Regions from separate parts of the Homo sapiens genome. Here region 1 is linked to region 2. The links are chromatin contacts, found by Hi-C or POLR2A ChIA-PET in ENCODE. All regions are on one chromosome and are shown on one strand. The core of a region is the stretch at or near the end of the contact, and the rest is flanking DNA. Distances in the headings are between cores, read along the strand shown. Region 1 holds the start of CLIP1-AS1 (CLIP1 antisense RNA 1). Region 2 overlaps ZCCHC8 (zinc finger CCHC-type containing 8).

Region 1 (5,238 bases), core at 1,637-4,136, 76 kb before region 2:
CACTCAGACACATCTCAGTAACTACCCTTCCGTGAAAGAGATCTTGCAAGGTGAATGTGAATTCAAAGGTTAAAGATTCACTTCTATTCTCCCTAATAAGAATACATACTAAAAGCACAAAAATTGTTTTTTGGTTTTTTTTTGAGACAGGGTTTCATTCCTGTTGCCCAGGCTGGAGTGCAGTGGCCCACTCTCAGTTCACTACAACTTCCACCTCCCAGGCTCAAGCAATCCTCCTGCCTCAGCCTCCCGAGTAACTGGGACTACAGGCACACACCACCACCCCCGGCTAATTTTTGTATTTTTAGTAGAGACAGGGTTTCGCTATGTTGGCCAGGCTGGTCTTGAACTCCTGACCTCAAGTGATCCACCCACCTCGGCCTCCCAAAGTGCTGGGATTACAGGTGTGAACCACCACACCCAGCCAGAAATGTTTTTAATAATGAAACTTGATCTAAAGAAGTTATATATTGTCCCTGTGGCTAAAATTCACTGCAGATTGGCAATCTTGTTTTTTTTTTTTTTTTAGATGGAGTCTCACTCTGTCACCTAGGCTGGAGTACAGTGGCATCTCGCCTTACTGCAACCTCTGCCTCCTGGGTTCAAGGGATTCTCCTGCCTCAACCTCCCAAGTAGTTGGGATTACAGGCGTGTGCCACCATGCCCAGCTAATTTTTTGTATTTTTAGTAGAGACGAGGTTTCACCATATTGGCCAGGAGGGTCTCGATTTCCTGACCTCAAGTGATCTGCCCGCCTCGGCCTCCCAGAGTGCTGGGATTACAGGCATGTGCCACCATGCCCAGCCAGACTGGCAATTTCAAGTTCTTACAACTTATGTGTACAGGATGGCTCATTTCTACAAAGCTATCTTAAAGACAACCCAGTTAAAGAGAGACATTTGAAAGGGCATACACCTAGTGGACCCATAAAGGGCTCTTAGTCTCTAAGAAAGTGTTTTAAGAGTCTAGATCTTGGCTGGGCACGGTGGCTCCCACCTGTAATCCCAGCACTTTGGGAAGCTGAGGCAGACAGATCACCTGAGGTCAGTAGTTCGAGACCAGCCTGGACAACAAGGTGAAACCCCCATCTCTACTAAACTACAAAAATTAGCCGGGTGTGGTGGTGCGCACCAGTAGTCCCAGCTATTCAGCAGGCTAAGCCAGGAGAATCACTTGAACCTGGGAGGCAGAAGTTGTGGTTAGCTGAGATCAGACCACTGCACTCCAGCCTGGGTGACAGAGTGAGATTCTGTCTCCAAAAAAAAAAAAAAAAAAGATTCTAGGTTTTATGTATTTAAGAAAATAGGGACATGTGACTGTTTCGGAGGGGGAAAAACAGAGAACACACAGGGCAATGCTTTTAAAAGCACAGTCTACTTCAAAAAACAGGATGTGATGTCTCTCTGACACTGACATGCTTTATGGGTGCAAAGCAATAAGAAAATTATTATTTGGGAGGTGGTGCATCATCTCTCCACTTAAACTCACAGTCAAACTTAGAAAAAAGTTCCATTGTTTACGTACTGCATTACTTAAATAAAAGATGAAAAGGGGCCGGGCGTGGTGGCTCACGCCTGTAATCCCAGTACTTTGGGAGACTGAGGCGGGCGGATCACTTGAGGTGAGTTTGAGACCAGCCTGGCCAACATGGTGAAACCCCGTCTCTACTAAAAATACAAAAAAATCAGCTGGGCGTGGTGGCACGTGCCTATAATCCCAGTTACTCTGGAGGCTCAGGCACGAGAATCGTTTGAAGCCGGGAAGCGGAGGTTGCAGTGAGCCAAGATTTCGCCACTGCACTCCAGCCTGGGCAACACAGTGAGACGCTGTCTCAAAAAAAAAAAAAAAAAAAAAAAAGATGGAAAGGGACAATTTATCAAGTGTTTGCACCCAGAATACAGAAACACAGGGTTTTCTAAGTTTTTATTTACTTAAAGGGACAATCCTTTAGGCCAGGCACAGTGGCTCATGCCTGTAATCCCAGCATTTTGGGAGGCCGAGGTGGACGGATCACGAGATCAGGAGATCGAGACCATCCTGGCCAACATGGTGGAACCGCATCTCTACTAAAAATACAAAAATTAGCTGGGTGTGGTGGTGCGCGCCTGTAATCCCAGCTCCCAGGAGGCGGAGGTTGCAGTGAGCCGAGATTGCATCACTGCACTCCAGTCTGGCGACAGCATGAGACTCCGGCTCAAAAATAAAAAAAAAGAAGGACAATCCTTTAAAAAGTTAATATTAACCCTCAGAGACTAGCTTTCTGAATATCTGTACGAACCAACACCTTTTCTTCCAACTCCAACTGAAACAGGTATAAACAGCACAAGGCAAAATAATCAAAAACAGATGGTGACAACTTCTCGATTGTGATGCATCTGAATTGAGACCTCTGGGTCATAAAGAATTTCTGCCACTGATAACCTAGTCTAATCATTTCAAACTGTTACTTTTTCACAGAAGAAAAAACTTTATGTTTATTTGCAGAAAAAATGGATAGTAAATTCCGTAGCAAATAGAGCTACTGACTAATCACGTACACACAGTAAAAACACTTTCTATTCAACTGTGGAGTTTTCTGCCTTTAAAAGTCCTGCCAGAGGATACTCACAATAATTTTCTCATCATTATACGATCTCTTTCAGCAAAATAAAGAGGGCCTGGTGTCAATGTCTTTACTTTTTATCTATAAGAAGTTGAAGAAAATCAACACAAATCTAGAATATGAAAATAGTACCTCATGGTGTCTGTAGAATCGGGGCAGGCATCAGCTCATATCCTGCCAGAAGCTGGGCAAACATTTTGAACAGCCTGGCTATGAGGTCATGACAATGACCTCACAAACAGGAATTCTCATGTTAGTCGCCCTCTGGGCTGAAGCCTCACCACTTTAAAGGAATCTGGAGCTGATGACTCAAGAAATGTCCTTCCTCCTAAGAAATTATCCTCCCATCTGAGATTAGCAGCATCTAATCTCAGTTTTCTCCACTGCTGACCAGCATCAGCAACACAGGTAAGCAGAGACAAGCAAGTCCACCTAAATAGCTGAACACCAGTCATGTACGCATATCTGTATTACCTGCAAACTTCTGGTACGCAAGTTTTTATTTTGGTTCGGTTCCAAACACTTTTTCTTAGTATTCTTTACTGGAGGATTGGGCTACATTTAAGCATCCCCGCCAGGCGTGGTGGCTCACGCCTGTAATCGCAGTACTTTGGGAGGCCAAGGCAGGCTGATCATGAGGTCAAGAGATAGAGACAACCCTGGCCAACATGGTGAAACCCCGTCTCTACTAATACAAAAATTAGCTGGGCATGGTGGTGCGTGCGTGTAGTCCCAGCTACTTGGGAGACTGAGGCAGGAGAATCTCTTGAACCTGGGAGGTGGAGGTTGCAGTGAGCCGAGATCGTGCCACTGCACTCCTGCCTGGCGATAGAGCAAGACTCCATCTCAAAAAAAAAAAAAGAAAAAGGAAAGAAAAAAGAATCCTGATAACTGAGTAGAAAATAAATCATAAACTTAAAATGTTACCCTTGCCATCCTAATAAACTATTGAGTTCACCAGCCCCAATATTTACCCTGTTTACTAAGGAGAAGTGGAGATTAAGATGTCTAAGTCATTTTGAAAATGCCAGAAGAATAAAGCCTCGGGACAGCTCCGGAATAGCCCTGTGTATCTTTGTGAGGAAAAGGCAAAATGGCCAGGCTGTTGTTTCCTCCCTCTTAAGAGTTTTGAAGTTTGCAAGCCAGCACAGAGTAAGAATTAGTGACATTTTATTATTTCTAAGTGCTTAAAAATTCTGAAATTGAAGGGAACTGTAACAGGGACTCAGAACAATTATCTCAATGGAATCACTGGTAATTTTTATCTGTGTTTTCTTGGGTCTATAGAAATTTTATTTAATGAACAGGTATAATTAATTTCACAGGCAGAAAAAAAATTCTTTTGAGCCACAGTAAAACGGCTTCAACCGAAAGAGTGAAGAAACAGACTCTACTGAGCTGCTTTCTCCACAGAAACAAGAGTGCAGTACAGCCAAGCCAGGATGGAAGTGAATACATATGGAGAGGGGGAGAGGGTGGCTAGCTGTTCACCAAGACTTTTTTGTTGTTGTTTATTTTTTTTTTTTTGAGGCAGAGTCTTGCCCTGTTGCCCAGGTTGAACTGCAGTGATGCACTCATGGCTCATGGCAGCCTTGACCTCCCAGACTCCAGCCATCCTTCCACCTCAGCCTCCCAAGTAGCTGGGACTACAGGCAGACACCACCACACCCGGCAAATTTTTTTTTTTTTTTTTTTTTTTTTTGTAGAGATGGGGTTTTACCATGTTGCCTAGGCTGGTCTTGAACTCCTGGGTGCAAGCGATCCACCAACCTTGGCCTCCCAAAGTGCTGGGATTACAGGCGTAAGCCACCGTGCCTGGCCTCTTTTTCTTCCTGGATTCACACCATATTTCCCAGCTCCCGCTACAGTTCAGTATGATCACGTGACTGAGTTCTAGCCAGTGGAATAAGTGTGTGAGGCATGTGCCACTCTAGGCCTAGCCCAGAGGAACCTACTGTGTACAATCCCCCATGCTCTTTGCCCTTCTGATGGCTTGATGGAGACAAGCCCAGCAACCTCGAAAGCATGTACTGAAGACAACAGAATCAAAAGATGGAAGAGTTCAGGCGTGTGGCTCATGCCTGTAATCCCAGCACTTTGGGAGACCAAAGTGGGTGGATCATCTGAGGTCAGGAGTTTGAGACCAGCCTGGGCAACATGGCAAAAACCTCTCTCTACAAAAAAATACAAAAATTAGCCGGGCATAGTGGTGCACGCCTGTAATCTCAGAGGTTGCAGTGAGCCAAGATCACACCACTGCCCTCCAGTCTGGGCGACAGAGCCAGACTCCATCTCCAAAAAAAAAAAAAAAAAAAAAAAAAAGGAAGAAAGAAGTCTAGACACCTGAATCACCTCTCCCCATTTTCCCATCAGTAAATATGTATCCTAAACTTTTCCAAAACTGAAAATCAACTTATCGGCCACGCATGGTGGCTCACACCTATAATCCCAGCACTTTGGGAGGCAGTCCGATCACAAGGTCAGGAGTTCGAGACCAGCCTGGCCAACATGGTGAAACCCCATCTTTACTAAAAAAAAAATATAAAAATTAGTCGAGAGTGGAGGCGCATGCCTGTAATCCCAGCTACTCAGTAGGCTGAGGCAGGATAATCGCTTGAAGCCAGGAGGCAGAGGTT
Region 2 (4,926 bases), core at 1,861-4,360:
CCTGTCATGGCATGGGCAAGTTGAAACAGTAACTTGTTCCTCCACCCAACAGTCTTGCAATACTCCAAAACAGCAAACAATACTTCTTTATTTTATTACTTTAATTAATTAATTTATTTTTTGAGACGGAGTATTGCTCTTGTTGCCCAGGCTGGAATGCAATGGTGGGATCTCGGCTCACCGCAACCTCTGCATCCCGACTTCAGATGATTCTCCTCCCTCAGCCTCTCGAGTAGCTGGGATTACAGGCATGTACCACCACGCCTGGCTAATTTTTTTTTTTTTTTTTTTAGTAGAGATGGGGTTTCTCCATGTTGGTCAGGCTGGTCTTGAACTCCCGACCTCAGGTGATCTGCCCGCCTCAGCCTCCCAGAGTGCTGGGATTACAGGCGTGAGCCAAAGCACCCGGCCAACAATATATTTTTAAAATGGGGCACCTGCCGGCCGGACGCGGTGGCTCATGCCTGTAATCCCAGCACTTTGGGAGGCCGAGGCGGGCAGATCACGGGGTCAGAAGATCGAGACCATCCTGGCTAACACAGTGAAACCCTGTCTCTACTAAAAATACAAAAAAAATAGCCGGGCGTGGTGGCGGGCGCCTGTAGTCCCCGCTAGTCGGGAGGCTGAGGCAGGAATATGTCATGAACCCGGGAGGCGGAGCTTGCAGTGAGCCAAGATAGCGCCACTGCACTCCAGCCTGGGCGACAGAGCGAGACTCCGTCTCAAAAATAAAATAAAATAAATAAAAATAATAAATAAATAAATAAATAGGGCACCCGCTCGAGGCAATTACTTCCTGCTTTATGCGCTCCCTCCCATAAATGGTCTCCTCTGTTCAGTTCATTCAGACTTCTGCTTTAGGAATTATCTTCTTAAAAAACCACTTGGAGGAGGGCGCTCTCCACTGAAAGATCTTTAGCAGACTCTTTTCCCTAATAAAATTCAGACCACAGAGCAAAGCAATCCAGAGTTCTTAGCATCAATGAATACGCCGCTCTTAATTTAAAACTTTTTTTTACCATTCTGCATTTCTTGAGCGTTCCTGCTTCTTCTTCACTGTTTTCTATACATTTCCGTTTTATTTATTTATTTATTTTTTGAGACGGAGTCTTGCTCTGTCACCCAGGCTGGAGTGCAGTGGCACAATCTCGGCTCACTGCAAGCTCCGCCTCCCTGGTTCATGCCGTTCTCCTGCCTCAGCCTCCTAAGTAGCTGGGACTACAGGCGCCCGCCACCATGCCCAGCCAATTTTTTTTGTATTTTTAGTAGAGACGAGGTTTCACCAAGTTAGCCAGGATGGTCTCGATCTCCTAACCTCGTGATCCACCCGCCTCGGCCTTCCAAAGTGCTGGGATTACAGGCGTGAGCCACCACATCCGGCCTTTCTATACATTTCAATGTGCATTTTTGTCTATGAATCCTCCTACCTACGCTTTAAGGATTAGTTCAATGGTTACCTATTTCCAGAAGTCTTCAAATACCCTCCAAATGAATAGTAAATCCAGTGGTCCGGAGAATTTGAAGTCAGTCCTCCACAGGTGATTCTCTCACCACCACAAAATGGCCCAAGTACCTTGCCTTCCTCTCATGGCTGCCAGCTGAATCGTATTGTAATTGAGAGGGAACCCTCTATTTTCTCCTGGTACTGGATAAGCTCCTTAAAGGCAGATTCCAGCACTTTTTTTCCCCCTCGAGACAGAGTCTCACTGTCGCCCAGGCTGGAGTGCAGTGGCCTGATCTCTGCTCTCTGCAGCCTCCGCCTCCCGGGTTCAAGTGATTTCTGTGCCTCAGCCTCCTGAGTGGCTGGGACTACAGGTATGCACCACCATACCTGGCTAATTTTTGTGTTTTTAGTAGAGATGGGGGTTTCACCATGTTGGCCAGGCTGGTCCCAAACCCCTGGCCTCAAGCAATATGCCTGCCTTGGCTTCCCAAAGTGCTGGGATTACAGGCATGAGCCACCGTGCTGGGCCACAGTATTTTTTCTTTTCTTTTCTTTTTTTTTTGAGATGGAGTCTTGCTCTGTCACCCAGGCTGGAGTGCAGTGGCACGATCTCGGCTCACTGAAAGCTCTGCCTCCTGGGTTCACGCCATTCTCCTGCCTCAGTCTCCCGAGTAGCTGGGACTACAGGCGCCCACCGCCACGCCCAGCTATTTAAAATTTTTTTTTTTTTTTAGTAGAGACAGGGTTTCACTGTGTTGGCCAGGATGGTCTCGATCTCCTGACCTCGTGATCCACCTTTTTAATGCGGAAAAGCACACTGAAGAACATTTATCAGAAGTATGTCCTCAGTAAGTGGCTGAACAGGCTGAGTGTGGTGGCTCACACCTGTAATCCCAGCTACTCTGGAGGCTGAGGCAGGAGAATCACTTGAACTTGGGAGGTGGAGGCTGTAGTGAGCTGTGATCATGCCACTGTACTCCAGCCTGGGTGACAGAGCGAGACCCTGTCCCCCACTCAACACCCCCCAAAAATTGAACAAATGAAATAGCCCATTTTTTGAGAATCAGTGCTTTTGGCTGGGCGCCCGGTGGCTCACACTTATAATCCCAGCACTGTGGGAGGCAAGAGGTGGGCAGATCACCTGAGGTCGGGAGTTCGAGACCAGCCTGACCAACATGAAGAAACCCCGTCTCTACTAAAAATACAAAATTAGCCGGGTGTGTGGCACATGACTGTAATCCCAGCTATTTGGGAGGCTGAGGCAGGAGAATCACTTGAACCCGGGAGGCGGAGCTTGCAGTGAGCCAAGATTGTGCCACTGCACTCCAGCCTCGGCAACAGAGCAAGACTCTGTATCAAAAAAAAAAAAAAAAAAAAAAAAAGAATCAGTGCTTTTGTAGAGCTTTTGACAAGGAGGCAGTACAGCAGTTAAGAGCACAGATACGGGGGTCAGAGAGATCTAGATTTAGATTTACTAGGTTGTGTATCAGCTGTGTGTTTTAGTATGTGTGTATTTAGCTGTGTGTATTTCCTCTCAACAATGAGGTTAACAATGCCTACCCAATGTGGTGACGGTGAAAATGGGGTAATGCACAAAAATACCTTAACACGATGTCTGGTAAATGGCAAAGAGATAACTATTAAGAGACCTCTGGTATTCACAGGTGACTCTACTAATGCAGTACTTCTTAAAGGGACATTTAAACAACTACTGCTCTGATTTAGGGAATAGTCAAGTCTTTAGTTGAACACTCACCTTAAGAACCACTTCTGGAATGTCGACAAGTTCCTTTAACCTCTCTCTGCCTCCCTTTCCTTACTTCCAAGTGGTGATAATAATTTGCCTGACAGAAATGCTGAGCGAGATCAGGTTAAAAACACTATGTAAACAACTGTAAAGGATTGCTTTTATTTTGAACTTAAGCTGAGGAAAAGAAGCCAAAAGTATTTTAAATTTTATTCTATTTCTAGCACATTCTGTGAGGGCTTTAAAAAGAAATTTCTCTCTTTATAATTTTCCTTTCCTTTATTCTTTACAGAACAGTAAATTCTGATTACTCAAGTTCTCAAAAATGAAAGCTATATCTGGAATGTTTCTATTTTGCTCCCCCTGTTGGCCTGAGAGCAGGATAACACTGCCTGAGACTAACAATTCAAGACGATCTAAACATTTATTTTCATGGACTTGACTAATATAAAGATGTAATGGCATTCCACAGAAAGACCTAAACCACAGTTTCAGCTCTATCTTATATATATACCTGACAATTAAAAGCAGTATGTTTATGTTTAATTTTTAATTTTTAACTATTAGGGTTCAAATCTAGAAAATTATTTTTATACAAAGGCTAGCTGCATGCCATTCATTTTTCAAAATAATTACTTTTCAAAAATTCTGCTGTTTCTATATTTAAGGCTGAAATCCACTGAAAACACCCAAACTTGCAATTCCTATCATTATTTTTGTTTTGCTACCACTGATTTTTACAATTTACCTTTTTTTTTTTTTTTTTTTGAGATGGAGTTTTGCTCTTGTTGCCCAGGCTGGAGTGCAATGGCGCGACCTCGGCTCACTGCAACCTCCCACTCCCAGGTTCAAGTGATTCTCCTGCCTCAGCCTCCCGAGTAGCTGGGATTACAGGCATGTACCACCACACCTGGCTAATTTTTGTATTTATGTAGAGATGGGGTTTTGCCATGTTGGCCAGGCTGGTCTCGAACTCCTGACCTCAGGTGATCCTTCCTCCTTGGCCTCCCAAAGTGCTAGGATTATAAGCATGAGCCACCACGCCTGGCCAACAATTTACTTTTAAACTTAAAAGTTATATGCACCGGCCAGGTGAGGTGGCTTACGCCTGTAATCCCAGCACTTTGGGAGGCTGGGCGGGCAGATCACCTGAAGTCAGGAGGTCAAGACCAGCCTGACCCGACGTGGAGAAACCCCATCTCTACTAAAAATACGAAGTTAGCTGGGCGTGGTGGCACATGCCTGTAATCCCAGCTACTCCGGAGGCTGAGGCAGGAGAATCGCTTAAACTCGGGAGGCGGAGGTTGCGGTGAGCCGAGATTGTGCCATTGCACTCCAGCCTGGGCAACAAGAGTGAAACCCTTGTCTCAAAAAAAAAAAAGGTTATATACACTGATTTTACCTGTGAATCACTTTTTTGTATTCAAAGTCTTAGATTATGTATATGAAAACTAATTTATTAAACCTCTGTACACAAAGATGAACATACCTGTATAGCAAGCATATATGAAGGATGAAGTTACAAAAAAGTAAAAGTATTACTAAAATTGACACATGTAAATCACTTACAAAAATACCCCAAATGGGATAAAGCTGCTCATCCCTGATTTTTCTCATTTGGTTGTAGGAGTTGAAACATGAATTTAAAATGGTAGAATTTTTTCTTTTAAAAAGTGATATATTAAACTTATATACAGGATAATTAGCAAAATGTAGAAAGGGAAAACAATGTACA

Evidence for each region. A loop is a pair of places that touch in the nucleus more often than their neighbours do. ChIA-PET counts read pairs that join two places held with the same protein, here RNA polymerase II (POLR2A). Pooled maps may share reads with other maps.
Region 1: a loop to region 2 is called in a map of prostate gland, with 11 times the contacts of the local background. The contact joins the promoter of CLIP1-AS1 here to the enhancer-like site in region 2. A Hi-C loop is called at or near these places in 115 of 168 maps with a recorded cell type or tissue (A673, B cell, CD14-positive monocyte and 68 more), 37 of 37 single-sample maps with no recorded cell type and 49 of 50 pooled maps. POLR2A ChIA-PET finds 5 or more read pairs at or near these places in 46 of 52 experiments (A549, A673, AG04449 and 36 more).

The regions. Positions count from the first base shown.
Region 1 is chr12:122,392,656-122,397,893 of GRCh38, forward strand. It overlaps CLIP1-AS1 (CLIP1 antisense RNA 1), which reads left to right and starts at 2,887. Exons shown (of 3, transcript NR_045382.1): 1 at 2,887-3,010; 2 at 3,928-4,050. The region is part of intron 1 of CLIP1 (CAP-Gly domain containing linker protein 1); the gene reads right to left.
Region 2 is chr12:122,468,266-122,473,191 of GRCh38, forward strand. It overlaps ZCCHC8 (zinc finger CCHC-type containing 8), which reads right to left. Exons shown (of 14, transcript NM_017612.5): 14 at 3,335-4,926. Among named protein-coding and RNA genes, the nearest start is that of ZCCHC8, 30 kb to the right of the region's middle. Within about 2 kb of position 3,111, at least 5 of the 41 ENCODE cell types and tissues checked have a DNase peak (open chromatin) inside an H3K27ac peak, as active enhancers do; they include B cell, PC-9, prostate gland and 1 more, where a contact is called at or near this core.